Linked DNA regions of Homo sapiens: region 1 is linked to region 2. A link is an interaction called in ENCODE POLR2A ChIA-PET data of the cell type or tissue named here. Cell type or tissue: GM12878. All regions are shown on one strand.

Region 1 (2,500 bases), 230 kb after region 2:
GCAAAACTCCATCTTTACAAAAACAAAAAACAAAAAACAAAAAACCAAGAAAATTAGCCAGGCGTGGTGGCACACACCTATAGTCCCAGCTACTCAGAAGGCTGAGGTAGGAGGATCAATTGAGCCTCGGAGGTCGAGGCTGCAGTGAGCTGTGATCACACCACTGCATTCCAGCCTGGGCAACAAAGCGAGGCCCTGTCTCAAAAATAAGTAAATAAAAATAATAAATAATTAATTTAAAATGTAGATGAATAGGTCTGGAAGCCCAGATGGAGATGAAGGCTGGCAATAGATGTGTGAATCATTGGCTTATGAATATTAGAGAGTAGCTGACACTATGGATGCGTATAACACTCGCATAAAATTCAGGAGGAGATGAGAAGAGAGTTCCACTCAAAGAAGACTGATGTGGCTGATGAGGAAGAAAATGCTTTTGAGGGAGTTGTTTCTCAAGATGAATTTATTGAGGAATAAGATGGCAGACTGGGGAGCCTTCACCTCCTCCCCTAAGTCCCAGTGAAACCTAAAAAGTCATCTGAAATATTAACATCACCAAAAGCGAAGTTTGAGAAGATAAGGAAGTATGAACATAACTAAAAAACAAAGTGGGAAACATTTGTAATACAGAACAGGGCAATGAAAACCTTGAAGTAAAATGGCCATCCCTCAAGAAAGTTCAGGAAATAGTTAACATCAGCTGGGTGCAGTGGCTCACACCTATAATCCCAGCACTTTGGAAGGCTGAGGCAGGTGGATCACCTGAGGTCAGGAGCTCGAGACCAGTCTGGCCAACATAGTGAAACTCCGTCTCTGCTAAAAATACAAAAAAAATTAGCCAGGCGTGGTGGTGTGCACCTGTAATCCCAGCTACTCTGGAGGCTGAGAAGGGAGAATTCCTTGAACCGGGGAGATGAAGGTTGGAGTGAGCAGAGACCGCGCCATTGCACTCCAGCCTGGGCAACAAGAGCGAAGAACAAAACTATGTCTCAAAAAAACAAAACACAGCAAACAAAAATCTATTTTGAAAGAGATGAGAGTGAGCCATATAACTTGTTTAAACAAAAGGAAGTTGTGTTGTCGTGTAATTAAATGAAAATACTAGGAAGTGAAATAATACCTCCAATGGAAATGGTAGAAAGCAGAACTGAAAAACTTCTGCTAGGTAGGATATGGTAGGTCTCTGCACGCCACCACTCCCATTGCAACCGCTAGGGAAAAAACAGCTAAGATGAAAATGTCTTTTTTTTTCTTTTTTTTTTTTTTTTGAGATGGAGTCTCGCGCTGTTGCACAGGCTGGAGTGCAGTGGCGCGATCTCAGTTCACTGCAACCTCTGCCTCTCGGGTTCAAGCGATTCTCCTGCCTCAGCCTCCTGAGTAGCTGGGATTACAGGCACGCATCACTACGAGCGGCTAATTTTTGTAATTTTAGTAGAGACGGGGTTTCAACATGTTGGTCAGGCTGGTCTCAAACTCCTGACCTCAAGTGACCCGCCCACCTCGGCCTCCCAAAGTGTTGGGATTACAGGGATGAGCCACCACGCCTGGCCGAAATGTCTTATTTTTAAAAAGAATGAAGAGTGGTCACAGAAATAAAGACTGAATGGACTAAAATTTCAAGGAGGGAAGAGCCCTTCCGAGTTGAACTAGTGATAGGCAGCTATTTTCTTCCCTGAAACATTTGCCCATTTGGGACATGAGGATCAGACTTGGCCCAAGCAGAGAGACTCTACTGGGGAAGAGAGAAAGGAACAGTTTTTGGTAGTTGCAAGGACTTGCTATGGATTAGGACCTAGAGGAGCACAAAATGCAGAGTGTTTTCCCCATGGGACATTTGCTGAGTTCTGAGGCAGTGCAGGAGACTGAGAAGGCAAGTCCCACAGTCTTGCAGTGTTTAGAGAGGAGGCCTGGAGTGAACAAATAGCTGGTCTCCCCAACATAAGGTATTTGCCAGGTTTTGCGCCTGTGTGGGTTGGGAAGCTAAAGAGCTCCCTTTAAATCTCTGAAGAGCAGAACTTTAAGATCTGAGAGAGACAGAGACTGACTAGGCTTTCAATCCAAAATCCAAGAGGGCCATTCCTAAGGAACAAGGACAACCAGGAGGGGATTGAATTTTACTGCAATTCCAACACTGCCCCAACCCAGTTCAGTACGTAATTGCATCGAAGTGACTAGCTCCTGTAGGGAATAACAAGATTTGAAGCCCCTATCCTTCTTTTATACCCAATATGTGACATACAATTAAAAATCATAAACCATGCAAAAAATGGAGAAATGTGGGGCTAATACATAAAAGAAAAAATAAATAAAAGCAGACCCACATGTGATCCAGGCATTGGAACTGGCAAAGATTTTTAAATAACTTGGTTAATATGTCAAATAGAGAAGAAGATGGACAAAAAAGAAGCAAATGTAGAGAATGTCAACAGAGTTGGAATCTATTAAAAGAGGATGAAAGGAGGCTATTGAACTGAAAAATACCCCTGAAATTACAAACTCATTG
Region 2 (2,500 bases):
ACTCCAGCCTGGGCAACAAGAGTGAAACTCCGTCTCAAAAATAAATAAATAAATAAAGACTTCTCCCAAATTTCATGCAGAAAAAATTCAAACTTAGATGATTTCCGAAGATCTTAATAATCAGGACAACCGTGAACTTCTCATGCAACCGTCAATGCCTGAGACAATGGAGTGAAAGCTACCAGATCCTTAAGAGAAAAGTGTCCCCCAGGACTCTTAAAGCCACCAGCCCTGATGTTGGCCACGGGAAAAGACAATCAAGGAAAATCTCCGACCTTCGGTGAAATGCAGAGACTAAGGGACCCCTGTGCTGCGTGTGATGCGATTTTGAGAGAAAAAAAAAAAAAAAGGCCAGGTGTGGTGGCTCACGCCTGTAATCCCAGCACTTTGGGAGGCCCAGACAGGAGGATCCCTTGAGCTCAGGAGTTAGAGACCATTCTGGGCAACATGGCAAAACCCTGTCTCTACAAAACAAAACAAAACAATACAAAACAAAACAAACAGAAAAATAGCCAGGTGTGGTGGCACGTGCCTGTGGTCCCAGCTACCCTGGAGGCCTAGGCGGGGAGATCGCTTGAGCCTGGGAGGTCGAGGCTTCAGCGAACCAAGATCACGCCACTGCACTCCAGCCTGGGCCACAGAGCAAGATTGTCTTAAAAATAAAACAAAACAAAAACTAACGGAGCCCTGAAAAGGGAGCGCAATTCATCAATCCGCTGACGGTGATGGGCCCCCTGGCCCGGTGCAGCGGACCCTTAGGTCCTGGTGGGGGAGTCGGTCAGTCAATGCATGGGTGAGCAAATGAGTGAAGCAACGCGAGCACAGCGCTGGCCCGGATCTAACTTGGCGGTGACAGCCCAGCCCCGAGCTGGACATGGCAGGCCCCTCGGCCTGGCCGTTGCCTGAGAACCCTAGGATCACAGCGTTGGGCCGGAGTGGGACAGGGCCGGGTAGCGTCCCCCGACAGAGCTGGGTCAGGGCCTTGTTGTGGCCGGGGGCAGGCCCGGCAGCTGAAAGCGTAAGACCCCCGGAGCCCGGCACAGCGCTCCTCACCACCGGGAAAGGCGGCTGGGCCTGACCGGGCTCCCGCATCCCCCCACCCCGGAGCGTGCAGCCGCCCCAAACCCCCAGCGGCCTCCGGCTTCCAGGTGAGCAGCACCGGAAGGGAGCGGCGCCGCGTCCTCACCGCCGCGGGGGGGGCTCCCCAGCCGCGTCCCCGCCGCTTCACGCCCTCCGCGTGGAAGGACGGGGGCCCGGGGACCCCTGCAAACGGCTGAGACCCCAAAGCCCGGCTCCTCTGCCCGGCTGTCCCTCCCCGGAGCTCCGGCCGCACGGCCGCTTCCGGCACCGAGGACGCCCCGGGCTCCAGCGTTCAGCCTGCGTTTCTGGACACCCGGGATGCGCAGGGGGTTGGACAGGACCGCCCCAAACCTGCGTCGTGGGGCTTCGCCCTCCTGAGATCACCCAGGCAGCCTGTGCGCGGCCCCACCACAGCGCCTGAGGCGGCACCGCCTGAGCGCGTTCAGAAAGTAGGCAGTACTTTTATTTTTATTCTTATTCTGAGACAGGGTCTCGCTTTGTCGCCCAGGCTGGAGTGCAGTGGAGCGATCTCGGCTCACCACAGCCTCGAACTTCCGGGCTGAAGCCATCCTTCCGAGTAGGTGGGACTACGGGCGCACGCCACCACGCCCGGCTAATTTTTAAACTTTTTGTAAAGATGGGGTCTCACTACGTTGCTCAGGCTGGTCTTGAGCTCCTGAGCTCAAGCGATCCTCCCGCCTTGGCCTCCCAAAGTGATGAGATTACAGGCGTGAGCCACTGTGCGCGGCTGGTAGTACTTTTTGTACCTTGGGGACAAAAATAAAAACCCAGGCACTTAAGTGGCACTCCTACAGCAGCAGTGACTTAATAACTGGAGATAGAAAAATAAAAAAAAATAAAAAAAAATACTGGTGTCTGAACAAAGAGACATACTTAGAAAATTGTGTTATACTGACTGACATGCCTAATTCCCATCCCTTGTGGGGCGTGGGGGGCGGAGCACTTACTCCTCACCCCCGAAACCCCTCAAAATGATAAAAATAAGTGAGCAAAACAGACCCAAAACAGCAGCCCTAGCTCCCATCATTCCCAAGCAGTTTGCTGACTGACTCACCTGGCATTTCGTGGATGCAAAGAAGAGCCCCTTCCACCAGGTGAAGAAGAAAAGGGGGTCTGGGCACTATGGCTCATGCCTGTTATCCCAGCACTTTCGGAGGCTGAGGTAGACGAATCACTTAAGGTCAGGAGTTCAAGACCAGCCCGGCCAACATGGTGAAACCCCGTCTTAACTAAAAACACAAAAAAATTTGCCGGGCATGGTGGCACCTGAGGCAGAAGAATTGCTTGAACCTGGGAGGCGGAGGTTGCAGTGAGCCGAGATGGTGCCACTGCACTCCAGACTGGGCAACAGAGTGAGACCCTGTCTAGAAAAAAAAAAAGGAGACGAGGAAGGAGAAGA

What was found. Peaks named below come from ENCODE experiments on the same cell type or tissue, not always from the same donor. Only the 100,000 strongest peaks of a DNase experiment are listed, where the experiment ranks them.
Region 1: POLR2A ChIA-PET joins it to region 2 with 13 read pairs; 7 of 35 experiments call an interaction of 5 or more read pairs at or near these places.

The regions. Positions count from the first base shown.
Region 1 is chr15:90,896,170-90,898,669 of GRCh38, forward strand. No RefSeq gene overlaps it. Among named protein-coding and RNA genes, the nearest start is that of MAN2A2, 5.9 kb to the right of the region's middle. In GM12878, no CTCF peak of the experiment used is centred here; a DNase peak (open chromatin) is centred at 1,152; H3K27ac peaks cover 1,578 bases.
Region 2 is chr15:90,664,275-90,666,774 of GRCh38, forward strand. All of the region lies in intron 2 of CRTC3-AS1 (CRTC3 antisense RNA 1), which reads right to left. LINC01585 (long intergenic non-protein coding RNA 1585) reads left to right here. Exons shown (of 3, transcript NR_120371.1): 3 at 81-680. Among named protein-coding and RNA genes, the nearest start is that of LINC01585, 5.3 kb to the left of the region's middle. RefSeq lists enhancers at 484-533, 574-833 and a silencer at 1,014-1,393. In GM12878, no CTCF peak of the experiment used is centred here; a DNase peak (open chromatin) is centred at 1,487; H3K4me3 peaks cover 1,889 bases; H3K27ac peaks cover 2,500 bases.